Regions from separate parts of the Homo sapiens genome. Here region 1 is linked to region 2. The links are chromatin loops, found by intact Hi-C in ENCODE. Cell type or tissue: GM12878. All regions are shown on one strand. Links, peaks and the distances in the headings refer to the core of each region. The heading gives the core; the rest is flanking DNA.

Region 1 (11,349 bases), core at 1,579-9,578, 74 kb after region 2:
TTTAATAGGAACATCAATAATATCTAATACTCCTAAAGTCACTCCTTGTGAAAGTGGTTAAATGTAACTCTATCCACTCCTCTCCTCCTCTCCCCAAAGTCCATCATGTTTTAAGGGTGGAGATCTGAGTAGTATTCATCCGTTACTCACAAATAACATCCTCGGAGGGCCTGGATGAGGGTCAGGCAAGCCAGGTGCTTAGGGCACAAAATTTCAGAAAGCTCTCACTCTGAGAGTCCTAAAATGCTGTGTGCCAGAGCCCTGGCTTGCCTAACTGTTTCCCGCCTCATCACCCTCTTGAGTATCTGACACGCAGCAGATGGGTGGTGAATATTGGTTTGCATGCTATTCTCTCCACTACTTGAAATCCTCTGTCTCCACATCACCTGCAGAAGACTGAATGGGGCCAACACCACACTCTGTGAGCTGAGCTGGCTCCTGTATCCAGTCTAGCCTTAGAGACCTTCAGGCTTTGCCTTACACTCCACCAATGTTAAACTCCTTAAGGCCCTCTCCCATGGGGTCCAGCAGAGTTGATATTCAGTAAAAGGTTGATGAATGAATTGATGTGTCAGTCCGGAAACACTGATACTACACTGATAGAATGAGTCCAAATTATGACTGAGATAGAAGACCTAAGGAAGTGATCTGGTAGTGTCTAAGTGGGCAGGCTCTGGAGTCAAACTGCCTTGGTGTGAATCTTCATCAGGACCTCTGTCTTCCACATCAGATTTTCCCTAAGCTTCAATTACCTCCTTCAAAAGCAAAGGAGGGAGGAAGGCAGGGAGGGAAGAAGGGAAGAATGGAGGGAGGGAGGAATGGAGGAAGGAAGGGAGGAAGAAAGGGAGAGGGAGGGAGGCAGGAAGGAAGGAAGGAAAGAAAGAAAAAATCTACTTCATTGATGTGCAGGTTTAAAAAAATAGTTAATGTAAATCCTTAGCAGAACAGCTGACACTTATAGTACTCAATAAGTGGTGGTTAATGTTCTTACAAATTGGAAACAAAATTCAATCTTTGAGAGGTATTTATAAATCTACTGACTGCAGCTGAATTTCAGAAGGTGACAGTGACATAGAGCTAGCACTTAGATGCCTCCGGTCACCCTGAGATGTCCAAGTCCTCTCTTTAACAGGTGCCTGCCAAGACCAAGACAGGGAGACACTTTTCCCAGCTCCAAACTTGCCCTGGAAGAGATCACAGAAGAATAAAGGCGTGGAGTCTGGGTTTCCATGTCTCAGTTGCAAGACCCTGCACCAGAATTTGTTACCTCATTACTTAGTGTCTGAGCCTTGAAGAAAACATGTAAATTATGCAGAAAGGCACCATATTGTCGGAGGCAAATGAGACCTTCATTATCCCTGTGTGAGCAGAGCTTAGCCAACAGAGCAGAGAGAAACAGTAAACCCTTCAAGGTCTGGCAGCACAGATGGGTGCCCAAAAAGGTTCCAGGGACCCTCAGAGCAGGGCCAAACGCTGTCGTTATTCAAGTGGTTAACACATGGCTAGGCACGTGGTGTGTTCCTAATGATTTTGCTTCTCTGCAGCCTTCTCCAGGGGAGGCTGCTCTTCTGCCCACAATCCTCACTACCACGTTGTTAAAACACACAGCCTACAACCCAGGGGGTTTGCATTCTCCTGGGTCCCATGGTGATTAGCAGGAATGTCCATTCCCCTGGGATTCCAAGACCCTCTGACTCCATGACTCACGATACTAGGCTGTATCATCGTCTCCTACCACCAGCCCTCTACTTACACTTGAACTATATTTAAATTCATCCTCTGTGTTTACTGGAGACCATGGCATCTAGTGCTTGGCATAAAGTAGATATTCATTCAACATTTGCTCAATGTTGGCATCAGTTCACAGTCTTCCTCTCCATCCCCAACCCCTGCTGCCATCTCAGATGCCCTTGAGATCTGTTAAGAGATCCTTCCAGCATCTCTTCTTCCAGAATCTCACTTTACCTGTTTTCATAGCCTTCTCTTCCATTCCAGGAACTCACATTTATGGCCACAGTTTGCCCCTGCCAACATTTACCTCTGAAACCTTGACTTCAAAACATTGTCCATCTGACCACAACCTCGTATTCTGTCTCCTCTCCCACTCCCCACAGGACTGATCCAAACCACCACCACTTTTCTCAAGTCCTGTTCCACATCTGTTCTGTCGCTATGCCACCGGTCTCACCTCACATAGTAAATGTTACCACATATAAATTATTCTCAGATTCCCTCCAGCTTCTGACCTGGCCATTCACTTCCACAGTTAACTATATTTCCATCTATTATTATTTCTTCTCTTGTGGTCCCTTAGGAAGAAAAGCTTCTTTTCAAAGCTGATCCTTCCACTCTTGAAACCTGTGATCATCTGCTTGAAATAGTACGTATTTCAGCAACCTCTTTCTTCTATCACTCCACCTCTAAAGTTACCTTGTATTTGCCAAACCCAGTGAACTTGTAGTTACTCAACTTTGTGTTGATATATCTAAAGCGTTTCACAAGTTTGGCCATATCTTTTCACTTAGAACCCTCTTCTCTGTCATCTAAACTGCACCCACCTTGAATTTTACTCTTCCCTCTACATTCACCCTTGCAGGAAGTTTTCCCTGGATCTTTCACCTTTTTCATTCTTTTTTCTTTTTCTTTTTTGAGACAGAGTCTTGCTCTGTTGCCCAGGCTGCAGTGCAGTGGCTTGATTTCGGCTCACTGCAACCTCCACCTCCCGGGTTCAAGCGATTCTCCTGCCTCAGCCTCCTGAGTAGCTGGGATTACAGGCACGCACCACCAGGCCCAGCTAATTTTTGTATTTTTAGTAGAGACGGGGTTTCACCATGTTGGTCAAGCTGGTCTCAAACTCCTGACCTCGTGATCCACCCACCTCAGCCTCCCAAAGTGCTGGGATTACAGGCGTGAGCCACCACACCCGGCCTGTTCATTCTTTAAATACAGGCGTTCTTGGGGAATTCATCCTGAATTCCCTTTTTTTTCTTGCTCTTTGCCCACTTCTTGGGTCACAGTACCTACTCACATGGCTTCTACTGTATCTGTGTCCATATCATCACTCCCCCATCAATATCTCCCTTGTCCTCTCCCTTGAGCTTCAAACCCATATATCCAACTACACATGGAAACCTCCACCTTGATGGAGGGCCTCGACCTGCTCCAGACCCTGTGCAGTCTCTTCCCCAGCACATCCACTTGGCACCTGAATTATGCAACTCACTTGTGGCCCCACAATCCATCTAGCTGAGACTCAGGCATGTGAGGCAATAGACCATGATCTGACATACATAGTGTTTTTCCTTCTGTCACTGAGATGGGCTGAGCAAGGGCTGGGTTTGCTGTGGGATCGACTGCAATAGTTAGCTGTAAAGTAAATGACCATAAAGAGTAAAGGAACTTTAACCTGAAAAGGAGGTATTTCCAGCTAGGATAGAAGTTATGTTGTTATTATGAAATTGACTGGGAGGTAGGGTTCTCTAGGGTCTTGCAAAGAGAAAGAGATAGAAATTGGGAAGCGATCTCTGGCATTTAGCAGCAGGAGGCCTATGTCATTAAATTACACCAGTGAAACTCACTCTTTTAAGTTCTATACAGTTTGGAAAATATAGTTTGAGTACCTGTATATTGAACTCTGGGATGGGGTAAAGAAAGAACAGATTACGGTCAAGTTTTCCACCACTACCACTACCACCACCACCTCAATCCTTATCACCTACCAGATGTGACTTGTGAAAAGCAAAGAGAACTTTATGTTTGTAAATAGAGATCAAAAGTAGCTAAAGCCAAGCAGACCTACAGAAAAGTCATAGACTAGCAAGATCAACATTTTGGTCTCTACTTCTGTCTTTTTGAATATCGTGATTTAAATGTTCTGCCTTTGTCCTATTGTAGACATTTCTATAATGACGATAGCTATTATTTTGGTACCCCATACTAGCCACAGGTAAGTCAAGTGGCTGAAGTTGCAGACGAGGTACCACAGCACCCCTCAAGGCAGGCCAGTCTGAGTACTCTGAAAGCAGCCTCTGCGTGTGGCTGGCCAGCCCAGCTGAGGTCTGATTGGTGGAATTGCTTCATGATCTGATTGATCCAAATTTTAGGCAGTGATGACATTTACAAAAGTGTGCATTGCAGTGACTATTCCTGCTGTGATGTCATGGCAAGAAAATTGTATATGGAACGAAGCACTTTGCTCTTGATTAAATATGTAGTTCAACAGATTATGCAAATAATGTATCCCCAAACACATCTCCAAGTAAAATGGACTGAAAATGTGTGAACCTGTATATTATAGCTGAGGCGGTATGAATGCCATTTCATATGTGCAAAGGTGGAAGCAATATCACATTTTAAAGCCACCCCTCCTGCAAGCTGTAGAGAATTTAGCCTCAGTCTTCTTGGGGGTTTCTCCCAGAGTAGGGCAAATTCATTTGTTTATACAGATCAGCCTAAGACAGCCCAACTGCATATGGTCCTTTGGGGTTCATTGCTTCTGGCTGCTTCTGGGGCAAAGTGCTATTTACCAAGCCTGGAACCCAGGCAGCCCTTCTCCTCTGATGCCTACCAGGATTAGGGTCCTGCTGCTGACCTTTCAGCCCCTACTTGATTTCTATCGATCCTTTCTTTAGTCTCTCTTTTAGGGTTTCCCTTGGTAGCAGTCTCCCTTGAGGTCACTAGGCTTCCTCTCCTCAGTGAGCTTAGATTTTGGGAAGCAAAAGGCAGAAAGGGAAGTATTTTGCAAGCAACTCCTGCTTTTTATTCTATCAAGAACTTCCCTTGAGGTAAGAAGGCACAGAGCCTCCTCCCTGCCTAAATGGTGATGGGAAAGAAGAGGACACAGAGGAAAACTATCAGTTTGTATCTCCAGAACTTACTCTGCCATTTAGAGTTTCCATGGGTGTGCACTTGAGTGAGTGACAGATCGGTTACCTACAGGAAAAGTAAGATGAGATTGTTTGGGAGACAGCTCTCAGATGGTGTCACAGCCTGCTGTTACCACTATTCCTGATGAAACTGTCATTTGGCAACAAAAGTAGATCCTGCCTTCTATTCCAATGCAAGATCTGTGTCTTATAGGAGTACTTTTCCACATATATTATTTAATCTGAGTTCCTTTAACCCTCTCATGAGAAAGGCTGTATGATCCCCATATCAGCCAAGACCAAGACTCTTAAGAAGCGAAGCCATCTAGCTAGTGTGAGGTGGGGCTGGGATGTGAACCTGTGTCTATCCGGCTCCTGGTCTCTGTGCTCCTTGCAACTCGGACAGCACACTGGCACACTGGCTCCCTTCCGTCTCCCCACACACACAACAGAGCTGTCCACCGCAAGGCTCAGAGCTCAGGCAGCCAGGCGGGCATCCTTTCACCTCTCTCCTCAGCCCATGAGTCTTTGGCTGTGCTGCTATTTTACATGGAGCCTCCTTTTCCCACCCAAATCCAGCTCAAGCTGCCTCCCTCATGACTCACCATCCAGAGGACTGTGAACTATGTCTCCCTGTCCTTCTCCAAATTAACCATCCCTCTCTAGTGACCCTTACCTCGCCTCCCTCATACTTTGGGATTTATACACATGTCTCATGTCCCCCAGTACTCTAGAGGCTCTGAGGTGGCATGACCATGTCTGATTTATTGCTACACTCCCAAGAAACATGGTCTGATACCTAGGAGATACATAAGAACTGTCCATGGAATGGAAGAATGAACAGATAGATGAGTAAATGAATGTACGTATGAAAAAGGGAATAAATGAGTGAATGAACTAATGAAATGAAAGTGAAAACCCATAGAGGATGGCAAGAATGCCAAGCAGCCATTATACAGAGTGATGAGATAGGATTCACTGCAAAGCATGCTGGAGAGAAGAAACACTGAGATTAAGATGATTCCAAAATGCAAATATGGCTGCAGGTCTAGGGAACTGAAAAACACTCTTTATGTCCCACTAGCCCCATGTTTCACTCTGGACTTACTTTATGGGGAAGTGGTATACTGGTTTCTGGAGCTCACTTTCATAAAGCCCTAGCCCTTCCTCCTGTTCATTAATAAACAGTTACAGGACAACAGCACTATAATAGGTAATAATTCTGGTGTACCCACCATGTGCCAGGCATTCTTCCAAGTACCTCATTCAATTCTCACAACAATAAGATGAGACATAGACTGTTATTTATCTGATTTTACAGATGAAAAAATGGAGGCTTAGAGAAGTCAAATACTTTTCTTAATGTCACTCATTTAATAAATGGCAGAACTAGAATTCAAACCCATGTTATCTGACTTCAGAGCCATCCCTCCTAATCACTCTCCCATCAAGCAGCACATTCCTATGGCCGGCTGGCTAGGAGACTAAGTTTCCATTCATTGAGCACTTGCTCTGTGATTCACCAAACATGCTGTAGACATTCAATCCACAATAACCTCATGACTGAAGGACCAGACCATTTTGATCCCCATTTTACAAACAAGGACACTAAGGTTTGTGTGACCAAGTGATGCCACTAGAAAATGACAAAGCTGGGATTTGAACCCAAGTTGGCTTATTCCAAAACCAATGCTGTTTACCACACTATTCTCTATCCCAGAAGAAGCACTCATTTTCTTTCTCCTTCAATAAATGGTCACGGGGTCCAAGAAAGAGACCTATATTTGAAATCAGGTTATTTGTGTTCCAGTCTTGGTTCTTCCACTTGGGTCTGTACCTTGGGCACGTCCTTTAACACCTCTGAGCCTCAGTTTCCTCATCCATCAAATGGAGCCAATCATGCCACATTACAGAATTATTGTGAGGGTTAAATGAGAAGCTAATGCTGATGAAAGCACTGTGTAAACTTTTTCTCTCTGAGGTAGAAAGAAGTCAATAGATATGATTATACTTCTCCTGGGAGTGAATAAAATGAGTCTCACAGAGATGAAGTGAGTAGTCTAACAATCTCACAGAGAGTCGTTCATTAGAGCAGGAATGAAGCCCAGATGTCCCTAGGCAGAAGTCCATGTGCCTTTTGCGAGGTGGCCAAGGATCATTATTTTGCACGGGTGAGACTCTGCCAGCCCCAGAGTGCTTCTTCAGTTTCGACGCACACCATCTTTCCCCCATCCTACACCTCCTTAGCTCTTTCTGGGCCCCTTGACAGTCAGGGTAAAAGTCTTTTTCCGTCTTTCCTAGGCTTAACTGTAAAATTATGTGGTCTTATTGTGTTAGAGAGTTCTACCCAGGATGAGCGATGCTGAGAGAAGGCAGCGTGAGCCTGGTCAGGCACGCTTGTCAAGAGCTTGAGATGCTCTGTTAATGAATGTCATTTTGGAGCTGGTTGGGATTAAGCCATTATCTGTGTGATCTTCACCTGACTCTTGATGGACCAAAATTCATACATTCCAATTCTGTGCTTAACTAGGAAGGCTTTACAGCTCCTTTCTCCTCTAGAATCTTTTCAATCTCCGGGACCTATTATGCAGCAATTTTGCTTTCTCCAATTTCATTTTCACTTTCAAAGTGAATGTCATTTGTCAGGCAAACCACATATTCTTTGGATCCCTATCTGCTAAATTATTTCTGAACTTGACTTTTTTGGGCCCCCATTCTGGCTGACCTAAATTCTTCTCTGTCTTCTACCATTTCTCCCTTCTCTCTGAAGGCAGCCATTTGTGGCTTCGTTGCCTAAAGAAGCTGTTTCTGGAAGCACTTATCTGTTACCCCAGTTGGAAAGTTATCATTTGTATCTAAATTAGCTAGTGTGATCTTTTATCTGAACTCCAGGCAGAGCTGATCCTTTGTATGAGAACTACCCATCAGGTTTCAGACCCATCTGCAGCATCATTCTCAGATGACTTACTTTGGAACTAAGATTTAAGTCTTCAGTGTTTCTAAATGTAAAGATTGTCAGTGTAGCCACTTTTCAAAAGAACTTGACACTCTCACAAGGGTGATACCTAAATCTCAATTAGGCCATCTCCTGCCCAAGCTCATCTCAGAAGCAATGTCATGCATGGACCCCTGGTGTTTCTGTCCTAATGTTGCCAACTGTAGACAGAATGCCTGATAGAGGGAAACAGTTCCACAGTAGCAAAGAATGATTTCATACAATTCACCTTCAGGGTTAGCAGCAAAGAGATTTTGCAATGAAATCGGAAATGTTAACACATGTCAAAAATGATCTCACAAGAGGGCTGGCAGCCTTGCTCTGCCCAATGTTGGACATACCATGGATAGAGCATTGGGCTGGAGTTTGAAGTACCCCAAATCCAGAGGACATGACCACATGTCAATTTTGCAGAGAATAACAAAGATCATGAAGAGGCCAAACTGCATAAAGGTTGGTTAAAAGAACTGGAATGTTTAGCCTGGAAAGGAGAGACTTTTGTGGGGATAAGCAGGGTGGAAAATTCTGTCTCAGACTCCTGTTTTATAAATTAGAAACCTGAGACTTAGCACAAACCCAGGGAATAACCAGAGTGAACATTTTAAAGAATAAATGAGATCACTTTGCTTTGCTGCCTAAAACCATCCAATGATTTCCCCACTGATGTTAGAATAAAGAGCCAGCCCCAAGCCATGGCCTCCAAGACCCCACATGGAGGCACTGGTCCCTCTGTGTTGGGTAGAGAATCAGTTAAGCTATACAATCAAGAGACTCCCAAATATCAGGTAGAAGTTTATTTCTCTACCTTGTTATACATGGCACCACAATTTGCAGACCAGGCCAGGCCTCAATAAGGTGCAGTTAACAGACACTGTCAGCTGACACTTCAGGAACATACCAGGGAATGAAAAGGAGACCCTGGCCTACTTCACATACATGATGAAGAGTAACAAGAAGAGACTGGATTAGAAACTGGAAGATGGTATGTAGCTCCAGTGACGATGAAGCACATCTTAAAGGAATGAAGCAGAATGCACAGGTGATATCTGCTACATTTCAGTCCATAAAGACTTTTTTTCCCCGTACATAGCTCACTATAACCTTGGACTCCTGGGCTCAAGAGATCCTCCCACTTCAGCCTCCTGAATAGCTAGGACAACAGGTGCATGACATGAGACCCGGCCAATTTTTTAATTTTTTGTGGAGACGGTGAGGGGGGTGGGGTGTCTCACCATGTTGCCCAGGCTGGTCTTGAACTCCCCACCTCAAGTGATCCCCCCATCTTGGCCTCCCAAAGTGCTGGAATTACAGGAGTGAGCCACCCCTTCTGGTCTGTTAAATTTTATTGTAAATAAAATAGTGTGAATAATGAAAATTAGTCACAGATGAGTGGTGAAGGGAAGGCAGGCAGTCTCTGTCATCCTTAGAAGGGAGCTTCTGTATCTGGGTGCAGGTGGCTCCTCCAAGCTCTTTCACTTTTCAGAGTCTGCTTAAGGGGTTCCTTGGGGCATCCGTTGCCCACCCTATCTAAATGAGCTTACCCAGCATATATTTTGTCTTAGCTCAGCATCCTGCTTGTTTCTTTCACAGCACTTACCACAATTTATACTTGTTTATTTATTTATTAGATTTAATTATTTTTATCTATCCTTCCTCCCCTTCCTACACTGCTAGACTGATAGTCTCCATAAGGGTAGAGTAGGAATCTTATATGCCTCATTCATTACTGTATTAGTTATCTGCTACTGCTTAACAAATTACCCCAATACAGAATAGCTCAAAATAATAAACATTTGGCTGCCTCATCCCAGGCTGAGCACCGCGCGCAAAGCCGTGCAGAGATTGGAGGCCGTGTGGGTCCCTGGTCTGGGCCATGTCTGGCTGTGACGCCCGGGAGGGAGACTGTTGTTCCCCGAGATGCGGAGCGCAGGACAAGGAGCATCCAAGATACCTGATCCCAGAACTTTGCAAACAGTTTTACCATTTGCGCTGGGTCACTGGGACTGGAGGAGGAATTGGCTTGAGGCATGGCGGTGAAATCTACATTGCTCCTTCAGGAGTGCAAAAGGAACGAATTCAGCCTGAAGACATGTTTGTTTGTGATATAAATGAAAAGGACATAAGTGGACCTTCGCCATCTAAGAAGCTAAAATAAAGCCAGTGTACTCCTCTTCTCATGAATGCTTACACAATGAGAGGAGCAGGTGCGGTGATTCATACCCACTCTAAAGCTGCTGTGATGGCCACCCTTCTCTTTCGAGGATGGGAGTTTAAAATTACCCATCAAGAGATGATCAAAGGAATAAAGAAATGTACTTCTGGAGGGTATTATAGATATGATGATATGTTAGTGGCACCCATTATTGAGAATACACCTGAGGAGAAAGACTTCAAAGATAGAATGGCTCATGCAATGAATGAATACCCAGACTCCTGTGCAGTACTGGTCAGACGTCATGGAGTATATGTGTGGGGGGAAACATGAGAGAAGGCCAAAACCATGTGTGAGTGTTATGACTATTTATTTGATATTGCCGTATCAATGAAGAAAGTAGGACTTGATCCTTCACAGCTCCCAGTTGGAGAAAATGGAATTGTCTAAGCCAAAAGAAAGTCTAATTATATACAGAGATAAAGTTAAACATAATTATTATTTAAATGAAAGCTATTTTTTTAAATGAATTGAAATTTTTCATGACGCTACTAATTTGCCATTAAATACTGCAAATGGTCACCCTGAATCTCTTCTGACATTGGATGTTATTTGCTTATATTCTTATAATTTTAAATGAGGGGACAGTGAAATGAAAATTTTATACTCTATGTTTCTGTTTATTTTTAAATCCTTAACAGCAAAATATTTGCCTTTAATTTCTTTTTTATATATACTCTCAGAGAATTCCTCTTAATTTTTAAAGATGCTGGTGATAATAAAATTCATTGGAAAATTTCAAAAAATAATAATAATGATAATAAACATTTATTATCTCACAGTTTCTGTGAGTCAGGAATTTAGAAGCAGCTTTTCTGGATGGCTTTGGATTGGAGTCTCTTAACATCAAGGAAGATGTCAGCTGGGACGCAGTTATCCAAAGGCACAGCTGGGGTGGAAGGATCCAAAAAGGCTCACTCACCTGGTGCTGGTTGTCAGCAGAGGCCTCGGCTCCTTTCCACAAGGAGCCTCTCCAAGCACTGCTTGAGCATCTGCACAACATGGAAGCTGGCTTCTCCTGGAGTAAGCACTGCAAGAGAAAGCAAGGCAGAAACCACAGTGTCATTTATGACCCAGTCACGGAAGTCGCACACTATGATTTCTGCACTATCCTATTGGTTACATAGGTCAGCCCCATTCATTGTGGGAGGGGATCACACATGGATGTGAATGTCAGGAAACAGGGATCACTGTGGGCCATCTGGAAAGCTGGCTACCACAACTACTCTTTCCCTTAGCAGCCAGTGTCATGCTGGCAAATGGTAGGCACTTAATAT
Region 2 (11,349 bases), core at 1,686-9,685:
CCCCACGAGTCATAGGAGAGACACTAGGATGTAATTGAATCATTGGGCTTTGACCGCCATGATGTTCTTGTGATAGTGAGTTCTCATGAGATCTGATGGTCTTATAAGGGGCTATCCCCACTTTAGCTCTGCAATTCTCCTTGCTGATGCCATGTGAAGAAGGATGTGTTTGTTTCTCCTTCCGCCATGATTGTGAGTTTCCTGAGGCCTCCCCAGGTGTGCTGAATTGTGAGTCAATTAAATCTCTTTCCTTTATAAATTACCCAGTCTCGGGTATGTCCTTATTAGCAACATGAGAACAGACGAATACAGATAGGATTTAATGCAGGCAGATATTTATGTGATTAGAAATATTGCAATAAAAGTAAAGAGAGGGCTTAGGAGCATCTTTAAAAATATATCTCATTTCACAAGCACTCAGGAAGAGACCATTTGTGTCTAAACCTGACAAGTTGGGTTTGGTGGCTACTTGATCCCCATTTCAAACCCTCCGCTTTTTTCTCCTAGGATGGACTGCCTGGTTTACACTCATCTGTTGAATCATTTTTGTTACAAAGCCATAGAGTTAATGGGAGATTTGAATAAAATTGCTTTTATAAAAAGGGGCTCCTCAAGAAAGAAAAAATATTGAGAATTTCACCAGATCAAAGAGACACACTTCTTTAGCAGAAATAGATGATTAGTTGAGGTGTTTGTGATATAATTACAGATGGGTGGTGAGAGAACTCCCCCCCATGGTCCCCCATCATGCCCATAGACCTAGCACAGTATAGACTCCATGAGCTCCACCACTCCTTGATATGTAACCTTGGGCAAGTAAATGAACCTTCCTTAGTCTGTTTCTTCATCTTGAAAATGACTTCTCTTCTGGGGCGGTAATGTGGGCAGAATGAGAAAATGGATATAAAATAATGCAAGGGTTAGTCCTTATTTTGTTGGAGTGCCCACTGTAGTAGGTTTCTTTGAGGCTGACTTACCTAAAAGGATGATCTGGGATACATTTACTGCATTAAAGTTTCTTCAGTTCCCATCCAGATTCACTAAGGGAAACTGAAAGATACTTGAGTACATGAAAGATCTTAAGCTTGGTGCCCACATCAGAAGAAGTTTCTTGGTCTAAAGTAGTGATTCTCAAGTTTCAGCATGCCCCAGAATCACACAGAAGGTTTTGTTAACACACAGGTGGTGGCGTTCCACCACCAGAATTTTTGATTCAGTAGGTCCGGGATGGGGCCCAAGAATTTTCACTTCTAAAATGTTCCTAGTTGCTGCTGCTGCCATCCAGGAGACCACACTTGAAGAATCACAGGTCTTTGCTATCGTGAATAGTGCTGCAACAAACATATGCAGGCATGTGTCTTTATTTATAATAGGATGATTTATATTCCTTTGGGTATATACCCAGCAATGGGATTGCTGGGTCAAATGGTATTTCTGTCTTTAGGTCTTTGAGGAATCGCCACATTGTCTTCCACAGTGTTTGAACTAATCTACACTCCCACGAACAGTGTATAAGTGTTCTTTTTGCTCCACAACCTAGCCACCGTCTGTTATTTTTTGACTTTTTAATAGCCACTCTGACTGGTGTAAGATGGTATCTCATTGTGGTTTTGATTTGTATTTCTGTAATGGTTAGTGACGATGAGCTTTTTTTCATATGCTTTTTGGCCACATGTATGCCTCCTTTTGAGAAGTATCTGTTCATATCTTTTGCCTACTTTTGTATGGGGTTGTTTGGTTTGGTTTGTAAATTTAAGTTCACTTGCACCCCTTTAAAAAAAAGGAATCAATGAGTCTAAAAGACTTACAGATCTGAGACAGCGAGTCATTCCCCATGTGACCCCTTTTCAAAGCAGAGCCACCAGCACTATTCCCTGTCAATAGAGGAAGACATTTTTCGTTTCACAGATGAGTGGGGACTCTTGTTCCTTCTCTCCCAATCAGTGCTCTGAAGTGAAAGTCACTGACTTTTCATGATTAAACTCTGAAGCTTGGTTGGCCAGTCATTGAGGGAAGAGGCTGTAACCACACACCTAAATGAATGGGTTTGATTGATAATGAAGTGAGCTGTTTCTGGCATGATTGTGATGATGAAGGCATGGTCATGCTGCACGATGCAGGAGGCGATTAGGAGCAGTCTTCCTCGTTCATACTGGGTTAAAAAGGACTTCAGGGAGTGAGAAACAGCCAAATAGAGTAAATATAATTTTTAAGCAGGGAAATAAGCGCTACTGAGAGGTAATGCTGAAGGGAATATAAAATGTTGCCACCTGCCTTCTAAGCCTCCTTCTTATGCCTGGGAATTACCAAATGTGTGAAGTTGAGTCCAGTGCCCATAAAAGAAACTGCAAATACCAGGCACTTATCTTCCCTGCATTTAGGGGACCTGATGGAGACTCTGCCCCTCAGTGCAGTAACTCCAGATTCTACCTGAAGTTAACAAACCCAAGAAGCAGGGATTACTGAGAATCCACCTCTCAAGGAGTGGGGCAACTCTACTGAGTTTTTAGAAGCACCTGAAGCAGAAGTTCAAGGGGCAGCACAAGGCATGTTGGTGGTTTCAGGTATGCATGCTATGGTATCTAATGCTCAGGGGAGGTTACACTGGTGACTTCACCAGCTCAGTTGTCAGTTCTCGATCCTGGTTGGGTTTTGGCTACAGAGACTCCAAGCTTAGTGCCAGAGAGGTTTTTAGTTTGTTTGTGTGTTTTAATTTTGTTGTTAACTGTTGCTTGCAGCTGAGAACCCTGATCAATTCAAAATAAGTTTAAAACAAACTCCAAAATCAGAAAACCTAGTTATGAGTCCTGCTTTTCCATTTTTGTTTGTAATTTTGTGCAAATCTCTTAGCCTATCTCAGCCCTAACTCCTTAAATTGTAAATAGAGAAGAAGAGTAATTTCTACACAAAGGTTGTTGGAAATAATGAGACAAATATGTGGAAATGATTTTAAAACCATATTGCACTATAAAAACATGGGTTACTATTTTAATACAAATATAGACTTACATGGCCTCTCTATAACTGAGGCTTGATTTGGGCCCTTCCCCCAAATTAGTAAGCCTTCCCTTTTCTGTGCTCATCAGTACCTGAAATTGTCTCTACTTAGAGTATTTTCACAATGAATTTTAGTTACTTAATAATCTGTCTCTTCTACAAGACTGAGTTCAAGGGCAGTCTTGTTTACCTTTTCCTTTCCCTCTAGTATCAATTGGCACATAGCAGGTTCACGGTAATTGTCAATTGGATGAGAACATAAAAGAATTTGCCGAACACTCTAGGAGCATACTAGAAAGTTTCCAGTACAGATGCAACTCTCACTTTCTTCCTTGGCAACACTTTTTGGATTTGTAGCAACATGCCCCAATGGACAAGGGAGCGATCAGATGGAATAGGCTCATGGTGAGGCTACTGGTTGTCCTGCAGGTGCAAGTGATGGACGCAGTGGAGGAAATGCATTTTAATTGGTGGCATAAAAAACACTTCCCCAGTGCTGGGTTGGGTTGTAAGTGCCATCTGTCCTGCCACAGAGGATTAAAGGGAAGAACACCTTTCCCTGGATTCTGGAGACAGCGTAGGCATTAAGATGAGCTGTTGATATTAACTTGTCTGTGCTCCACCTGGCTAATTGCAGGCAAGGGAATCTGTCTAGGGTTTCCAGTTTGAAATCAAATGGATAATACAGTGGCAGGTCTCTCATTCCCAGGTGTTTGGTTGCGTTTGTTAAAGGGAATTCTAGAGAGAGTGAGAATTAAACATTTTTTGGCCTATCCTGGAAGGTTTTCTGTCAACATAATCCATTGTTTGATGTTTGATCTCCCAGTCACAGAAAAAAACAAAATGTGCTTCTTCATTCTGGCTCTGTCTTATCTTACACAACCTCTTTCATTTGCTTATTCCCTCCACAATTACTGAGTCCCTATGTTGAGTACTGGGGACACCAAGGAAGCTATAACATTGTTTCTGAAATATGAAAAAGTACTGTCATGGATAAGAAGTAGGGGAGGAAGTAAGACCTATAGAGGGAAGGAAGAAACAAAGCTAAGAAAGAAAAAGGGAAAGAAAAGACGCTTAGCTATGCCCATGGGTCACAGTCCCTGTTGTATTTTCTGTGCTGTCTCCCTCATTCTGTTTGAGAAATGCTTCCAGGAGGACCACCTATCGTAGTGCTTCTCCATTGTCTAGATGAAAGCCACATGGTCCAGACCTGGCCAACTCTGTTACAACATCTTCCTGTCCTCGGTGATGCATACAAAGATAGGACACAACAAAAGAAAAGCAAAGAGGGTCTCTCCATGAAACAGCCCATTAAGGTGCTGAAAAGGGAGAGATTTTTCCTCTGCTGAAGCCATGAGCTACACCTGTAAACACTGGGCTGCTGGAGGCCCTCAGTCTTGGGACTGGCTATGCTATGTTGTGGTAACAATCTGTAAGTCTCAGTTGCTGGTGACAAAGGTTTCTGCCTTGTTCACACTATCAGTACACTGAGGGGCAGCTGAGAGCTCTGTTCTAAATTCCCTTACTTGGGACCAAAGCTGATCAAGCAACCACTGATCTAAATGTTGCTAGTCACTATGGCAGAGGTAAAAAAGATTGAAGGGGTGTGTCCTGCCAATTAAATGTTCTAATCCAGAAGTGACACATGTCAGAAGTCACATGTCACTTCTGCTTACAACTCATTGGCCAGAACTAGTCATAGGACCCCAGCCCATCATAAGGGGATTGGGAGACATTAAGTCTCCTATGTTCCCAGAAGGGAGAGTAATCAGATATTTGGAGAACAAAGGAATGCATGTGTGTATGTATAAATGTATATAAGCATATAGATATATATGTATTTTTACATTAATGTGTGTATACATAGTCATGCATCATTTAGCAATGGAAATATGTTCTGAGAAATGTGTCATCAGGTGATTTTTGTCATCATACAAACATCAGAGTGTACTCACACAAACCTAGATGGTATAGCCTACTACACACCTAGCCTGTATGGCATATAGCCTATTTTTAGGCAGCAATTCTGTACAGCCTGTTACTCTACTGAATTCTGTAAGTAATTATAATTTACACCTATATCTTTGGCTTTCAGTGACTGTAAGCTTCTTGAAAGAAAGGCTAAACAATGTATCTATGTTTCCTAAAATATGAGAATTCCTTTCCTGAGACAAATATTGGCACCTGTGGTTGGGATAACATTTTACCCAGCAAGACCAAGAATCAATAAATAATGAATCCACATGCACAAATATTACTGCTTGTTATATTTTGCAGGGAGGGGAAACATTATATACATGAATAAACATTAGGATATGAATGTCCCTTTGCCTAATCTATGTGTGAATCTCATGCCATACGTTGCATTAAGTAAACAAAAGTCCATGAAGAATTGCAGCTCCCATCTTCAGTAATGGTTATAAAAATAACCGCATCCATCTACTATGTAATTCCCCTGTGCCCAGCACTATGCTGGGTGCTTAATATGCTTAATGCCGTTCTGTCCTCAGCACAACCCTGCAGTGAGTGAGTACAGTCATCCCCATTTTAGAGGCAAATAGACTGAGGCCCCAGAGAGTTTAAACAAGTTGCCCACAGCTGGTGGGGGTCAGGATCAGGATCTAGATGCTTCTTTTATGCCACATTCATCTCTCTGCCTCTTCAATGTCCTCATTCCCTAGCTCCAAAATCAACTTCTCAGTATTCACTTCTTAGGAGTGAGTTTCTGGCCCTTTCAGCTTCTACAGTAGGAGGTGAGCTTCTGGCAAGGAAATTGCGGGGGAAGAGAGAGTCGCTGTTAGGAAGGCAGCCAGCAGTGGCTGCCTCCCCATAGCACATGGGACAGGGCTGAAGAAACTGGAAGTGTTTACTGCAGAGGAGAATAATGAAAGGGTATGATTGCTGTCTTCAAGCATCCTAAATCTTTTATATGAGTGTCTCTAGAAGGTAAGCCCAGTGCAATGGGTGGGGATTTCAGTAAGAATCTTCTAATATCCCAGCAGTCAAGAGAATGGACTTAACAGAGGGCAGGTCATGCAAGGTGTTCAGACAGACTGGAAGGCGTCAGGCCATGGGGAAGGAGATGCACTCTGGAGTCAGAAAGACCTGGGTTGATCTAGTTCTGCCACATCTGAGCTCCGTGACATAGGACAGGTTATTTAAACACTGAGTCTCTCTTTCCTCATAAATTGAGCCAGATAATACCTATTCTGCAGGCTCATTATGAAAATTAGAAGTAATACATGCAGAGGACTGCTATAGAGCAGTGGAAATAAGAATATCATAATCATTGCCTTAGATGGGACATCTCCCTTAGCACAGCTCTTTGAGATTCAAGAATCAAATGAGAAGGGTAGAGCACTGACTGGTATGACCTGTAGAGATCTCACTGGGGTAAAAAGGTCTTTATGAAGCATAATATCCTAAAATGTGGGCAATTTTTTTGGGGGGGAGGATTTCATGACAAGTTTTGAGAGCAGCACTGATTGGTGGGAGGCAGCAGTCTTGTTACAGAAATTTTTTTCTTTGTGACTGTTGGTGGAGGGGTTGGGAATTTCCCATATTATGTGTACTTCATCTCCAATAAGGGATCAAGTTACTCTCTTTGACTTAACCGCAGCAAGCCTGTCATCGACCCTCTGTCTCGGTAAAATTCTCACCACTGAGTTTACAGTTGATTGATTGTTCCTTCCACATACTATAATTGCTTCATTAGAAGCTTCAGATGGTTCATTGTGTTGGCAACTTCCTGTAAAACTGTCTGCACAATCAGGGCCAGATACATGCCACTGAGTCACCAGGGATTGAATATTTGCGTGTGTGTGTGTGCATGTGTGTGTGTGTGTGTGTGTGTCTGTCTGTCTGTCTGTTTTCAAAAGGCAGACTATTATGCAGGGTTTATTCCATGGCTGAGGGGCAGCATCTGAGTGACCTCAGCCACCCCAGGGCATCAGTTACCATCTGTTTATTAACAGCTCTTCAATTTCTAGCTCCAGCCCAAGATCTCTTCCCTGATCTTCAGAATGAGATAGCAAAATGCTTCAAGGTATGATCCCACAAGCATCTCCAACTCAACATCCCTAATCTTGAGCTGATGATCCCCACTGCACCTCACTCCGCTAAAACCAGTGATCTCTCTCATTCCCCATCTCAGCAAATGGCATCACCATCCAGCAGTTGCACAGGCAGATTTCTGCCCATTGTCTGTTCTCCCTCACACTCTACACCCAGTCAGCAAGCCCTGTGAATTCTTTCTTCCACGCCTTTTTCTTCAGGTCCATTCCCTCATTCCCACAGTCACTTCCATTGCTTAAGCTACCACTATTTATTCCATGGGCTACAGCAACAGCCTCTTTCATTTGTGCTCCCTCCAAGCTCAAAAAGATGGCCAGTGCTGGGCATGGTGGTTCATATCTGTAATCCCAGATACTCAGGAAGCTGAGGCAGAAGGATCACTTGAGCCCAGGAGCTCGAGGCCAGCCTGGGCAATATAGAAAGACCCCATCTCTAAAAACAACAAAAAACCCTCAAACTGATAACATCACTTGCATATTTAAAACTCTTTAAAAACTTTATGCTGCAGTATACTTTTTTCCTTAGCATCTTGTATTCCTTTTTTACTTTCTTTTTTTTTTTTTTTTCCAGAGAGGACCTCTCTCTGTGCTGGTGTGCAGTGGCACAGTCACAGCTCACTGCAGCCTCAACCTCCAAGCTTAAGTGATCCTTCCACCTCAGCCTCCGGAATAGCTGGGGCCACAAGTGCATCCCACCACACCCAGCACATTTTTTTAGTTTTGGTAGAATTAGGGCTCTCACCACATTGCCCAGGCAGGTCTCAAACTCCTGGGCTCAAGTAATCCCCTTGCCCCGGCTTCTCAAAATGCTGGGATTACAGGCATGAGCCACTGTGCCCATCCCCTTTCTTTTTAAAAAATAATCCTTATTTCTCATAACACTCTTTTTCCCTGACATCAAGGGTCGTGTCTTTCTTATTCACCACAGTATATCCCCATGATTAGCAGCTGTTAGCCACAGAGAAGGAGCTCAGGAACCATCCACAGCCATGAAAGAACAAAATAGGAGGTCATCTTGTTAGCTGACATTTCTCCCTATAGTCTAAAATGTCTTCGGGGACGGAGAATGGAGCTCTTCAAATATCAAATGGGCAGAACGTAACAAATAAGTCTACCCGGAGTATGAGATGCAAGCCTTTCACAAATGTGCCTCTCCAGCCTTAGCTCTACCAAATCCCATCCTTTCCTCTCACCTCCATTACTGCTGTCTGTGCTCCAAGTGGCCAGAACTGTCCTCTCCTGTCTGCAAACACCCCAGGCCCATTCACATGCTCATTCATATCACCATTGCTTTTGCACATGTGTTCCTCTGCCTTTTCCTTCCTTCCTTCTCCACCCAGGGAAATTCTGCTCATCCTCAGTGGCCACTTCTTTGACTACCCCAGGTAAAGATAGTTGCTCCTACCTTGGGTTAGTCAGTTCAGGCTGCCATAAACAAAACACCATAGACTGGGTGGCTTAAAGAACAGACACTCATTTCTCACACTTCTGGAGGCTGAAGTCCAAGATCAGGGTGCCAGCATGGTCAGGTTCTGGTGAGGGCTCTCTTCCTGGGTTGCAGGTGGCTACCTTCTCTCTGTGTCCTCACATGGTGGTGGGAGAGAGAGAGAAAGCTCTCTGGTCTCTTCTTTTAAGGGCGCTCATCTATGAGGACTCTACCCTCATGACCTCATTTGAATCTGATTAACCTTCAAAGGCCTCACCTGCAAATAACATCATATTGGGGTTAGGGCTTCAATATATGAATTTTCAGGGGGATACAAACATTCCTCACTCCGTAAATCTCTTTATCCTACCTTCCTACTTTACTATGTGTAATCATTATAATGACTACAAATATCAAGCACTTACTATGTGTTTCATATTTTTTTTATTTCATTCAATTCTCATTCTTATCCTAAGAGGGTAGGTAATTGATATGGCTTGAATATTTGTTCCCTCCAAATCTCAAGTTAAAATGTGATCCTCAGTGTTGGAGGTGGGACTGAGTGGGAGGTGTTTGGGTCCCCAGGGCAGATCACTCATGCATGAATGGCCTGGTGCCCTCCTGGTGGTAACATGGTAATGAGTGAGTTCTTGCTCTATTAGTTTATGCAAAATCTGATTGTTAAAAAGAGGCTGGCACATCCTCCCCTCTCTCTTGCTCCTTCTCTTGCCACATGACAGGCCCTCTCCCCCTTCACCTTCTGCTACGATTTAAAGCTTCCTGAGGCCCTCACCAGAAGCAGATACTGGCACTATATTTCTTGTACAGCCTGCAGAGCCATGAGCCAAATAAACCTCTTTATAAATGGTCCAGCCTTGGGTATTCCTTTATAGCAACGTTAAATGGACTAATAATACAGCACTTTTGTCCCTATCTCAGAAATGAGGAAAAAGTCACAGAGTAGATAGACCATTTGCCCAAAGTCTTACAACCACCAAGGGGTGGCCCTACCCAAGCCTGGAATCAGGGGCTCCTGACCCCAAAACCAAAGACTAACCACTCTCTTGTATTGCCTAGAGCAGGAGTTGGTGAATGTTTTCTGTAAAGGGCCAAATAGTAAATATTTTAGGCTTTGCAGGGCATATGTTCTCTATCATAACTACTCAACTCTGCCATTATAGCACAAAAGCAGCCATAGAAAATATATAAATGAATGAGCATGGCCTTGTTCCAATAAAACTTTATTTATGGACTCTGAAATTTGAATTTCATATAGTTTTCATGTGTCACAAAATAGTCTTCTTTTGATTTTTTTCCCAACCATTTAAAAATGTAAAACCAATCTTAGCTCACAGGCTGTACAAAAACACATAGTATGCTGATCCCTGGCCTAAACCACTACATTGAACTTAGAATAGTAATTAGTTTTTAAACATATCTCTCTTCTCCAATTCCCCCTGACCTTCTCAAGCAGGAGCCTGCAGTACTCATTCTGTTTCTCCAACAGCCCACTTAACATTTTCCTCTTCAGTGTCTTTTCATACAGTATAGGGCTGCTTCCTTACCACCTTCATGTCCTTGTCCTTCTCAGCGAGGTTGGCCCTGGCCACACATCTAAAAGTGTAGCAGCCTCCTCTACAATTCATGCCCTTTATCCTGTTTTATCTTTCTCCTTTGTACTTCTCAAGCACGTAATTTTATAACCAAGCATGTAGTCTTTCCATTTATCTTGTTATTTATCTTGTTTAGTGTCCCCAGTAGAATGTTAGTTACTTGCAGGCAAGCACTTCCCTTTTGTACACTGCTGTAAACCCAGAACCTAGAAGGGTATGTAGCGCATAGTAAGAGCAAAATAAATATTTTCTTAAGGAATCATTCACTTATCTAAGTCATTTTAAAAATCCAGCACAGAGTAGATTCTCAAAATTAAAAGCTTAGGCTGGGCACAATGGCTTAATGCCAGTAAACCCAGCATTTTGAGAGGACGAAGTGGGCAGATCACTTGAGGTCAGGAGATCCAGACCAGCCTGGCCAACATGGTGAAACCCCATCTCTACTAAAGATACAAAACTTAGCCAGGTGTGGTGGCAGGCACATGTAATCCCAGCTACTCAGGAGGCTGAGGTAGGAGAATCACTTGAACCCAGGAGGCGGAGGTTGCAGTGAGCAGAGATCACGCCTTTGCACTCCAGCCTGGGCGACAGAGCAAGACTCCATCTCAAAAAACAAAAACAATTAAATGAACAGCTAGATGAGGTATGGATCATGTTTCCTCCCAAGATCTTATGCTTTTGGGTTTGTAGAAAATCTCTCGTTTTCTATGGAGTATGTAGAGGGCAGAAACGGGCCCTTGCTTTGTCTATCTGATCTCCCTGTTAGATGCTGATCTGCACTGAGGTTTCTTGGAGGTGTGAACTCCTGACCCTGTTCCTTCTGGAATGCTGGGCTGGAGTATCTCAGGGAGGAGGCAGGACGTGACTAGGGCAAGGGGATCAGCCTCAGACGGGAGCAGCAGATGGAGCCGGGGACAGCTTGGTAAGGAAGGCCTGGAATCCTGGCAGGAAAGAGAAAAGGTGCATGCCAGGGTTCCCGGGCGGGCTGGCAGAGTAGAACAGGCTTCTTGTTAAGTTAATTGAGGTAATTTCTGCTGCCACCTTTTGGATAGTAGCAAAATTCTCTTTCCACCAGCCACTGATCATATCTCTGCCTCCTGCCACATTTCATTGTACAGACAGTGCACTAAATTTAGCTACATTTATTTAGCTGTTCCTTAAAACTTTGTCACTTAAAAAATAATTATAGGATTTCTCTGACAGACTGCAATACACAGAGTGCACCAAATTACAGGTATAA

The links. A loop is a pair of places that touch in the nucleus more often than their neighbours do. Peaks named below come from ENCODE experiments on the same cell type or tissue, not always from the same donor. Only the 100,000 strongest peaks of a DNase experiment are listed, where the experiment ranks them.
Region 1: a loop joins it to region 2, with 9 times the contacts of the local background. A loop is called at or near these places in 2 of 110 quality-filtered maps.

What each region holds. Positions count from the first base shown.
Region 1 is chr9:107,107,096-107,118,444 of GRCh38, forward strand. It overlaps the pseudogene ACBD7P1. Among named protein-coding and RNA genes, the nearest start is that of RAD23B, 170 kb to the right of the region's middle. RefSeq lists a silencer at 5,934-6,073. In GM12878, for the core only: no CTCF peak of the experiment used is centred there; a DNase peak (open chromatin) is centred at 5,956.
Region 2 is chr9:107,033,042-107,044,390 of GRCh38, forward strand. The region is part of intron 4 of LOC340512 (a long non-coding RNA gene); the gene reads right to left. Among named protein-coding and RNA genes, the nearest start is that of ZNF462, 180 kb to the left of the region's middle. In GM12878, for the core only: no CTCF peak of the experiment used is centred there; DNase peaks (open chromatin) are centred at 1,960 and 6,640.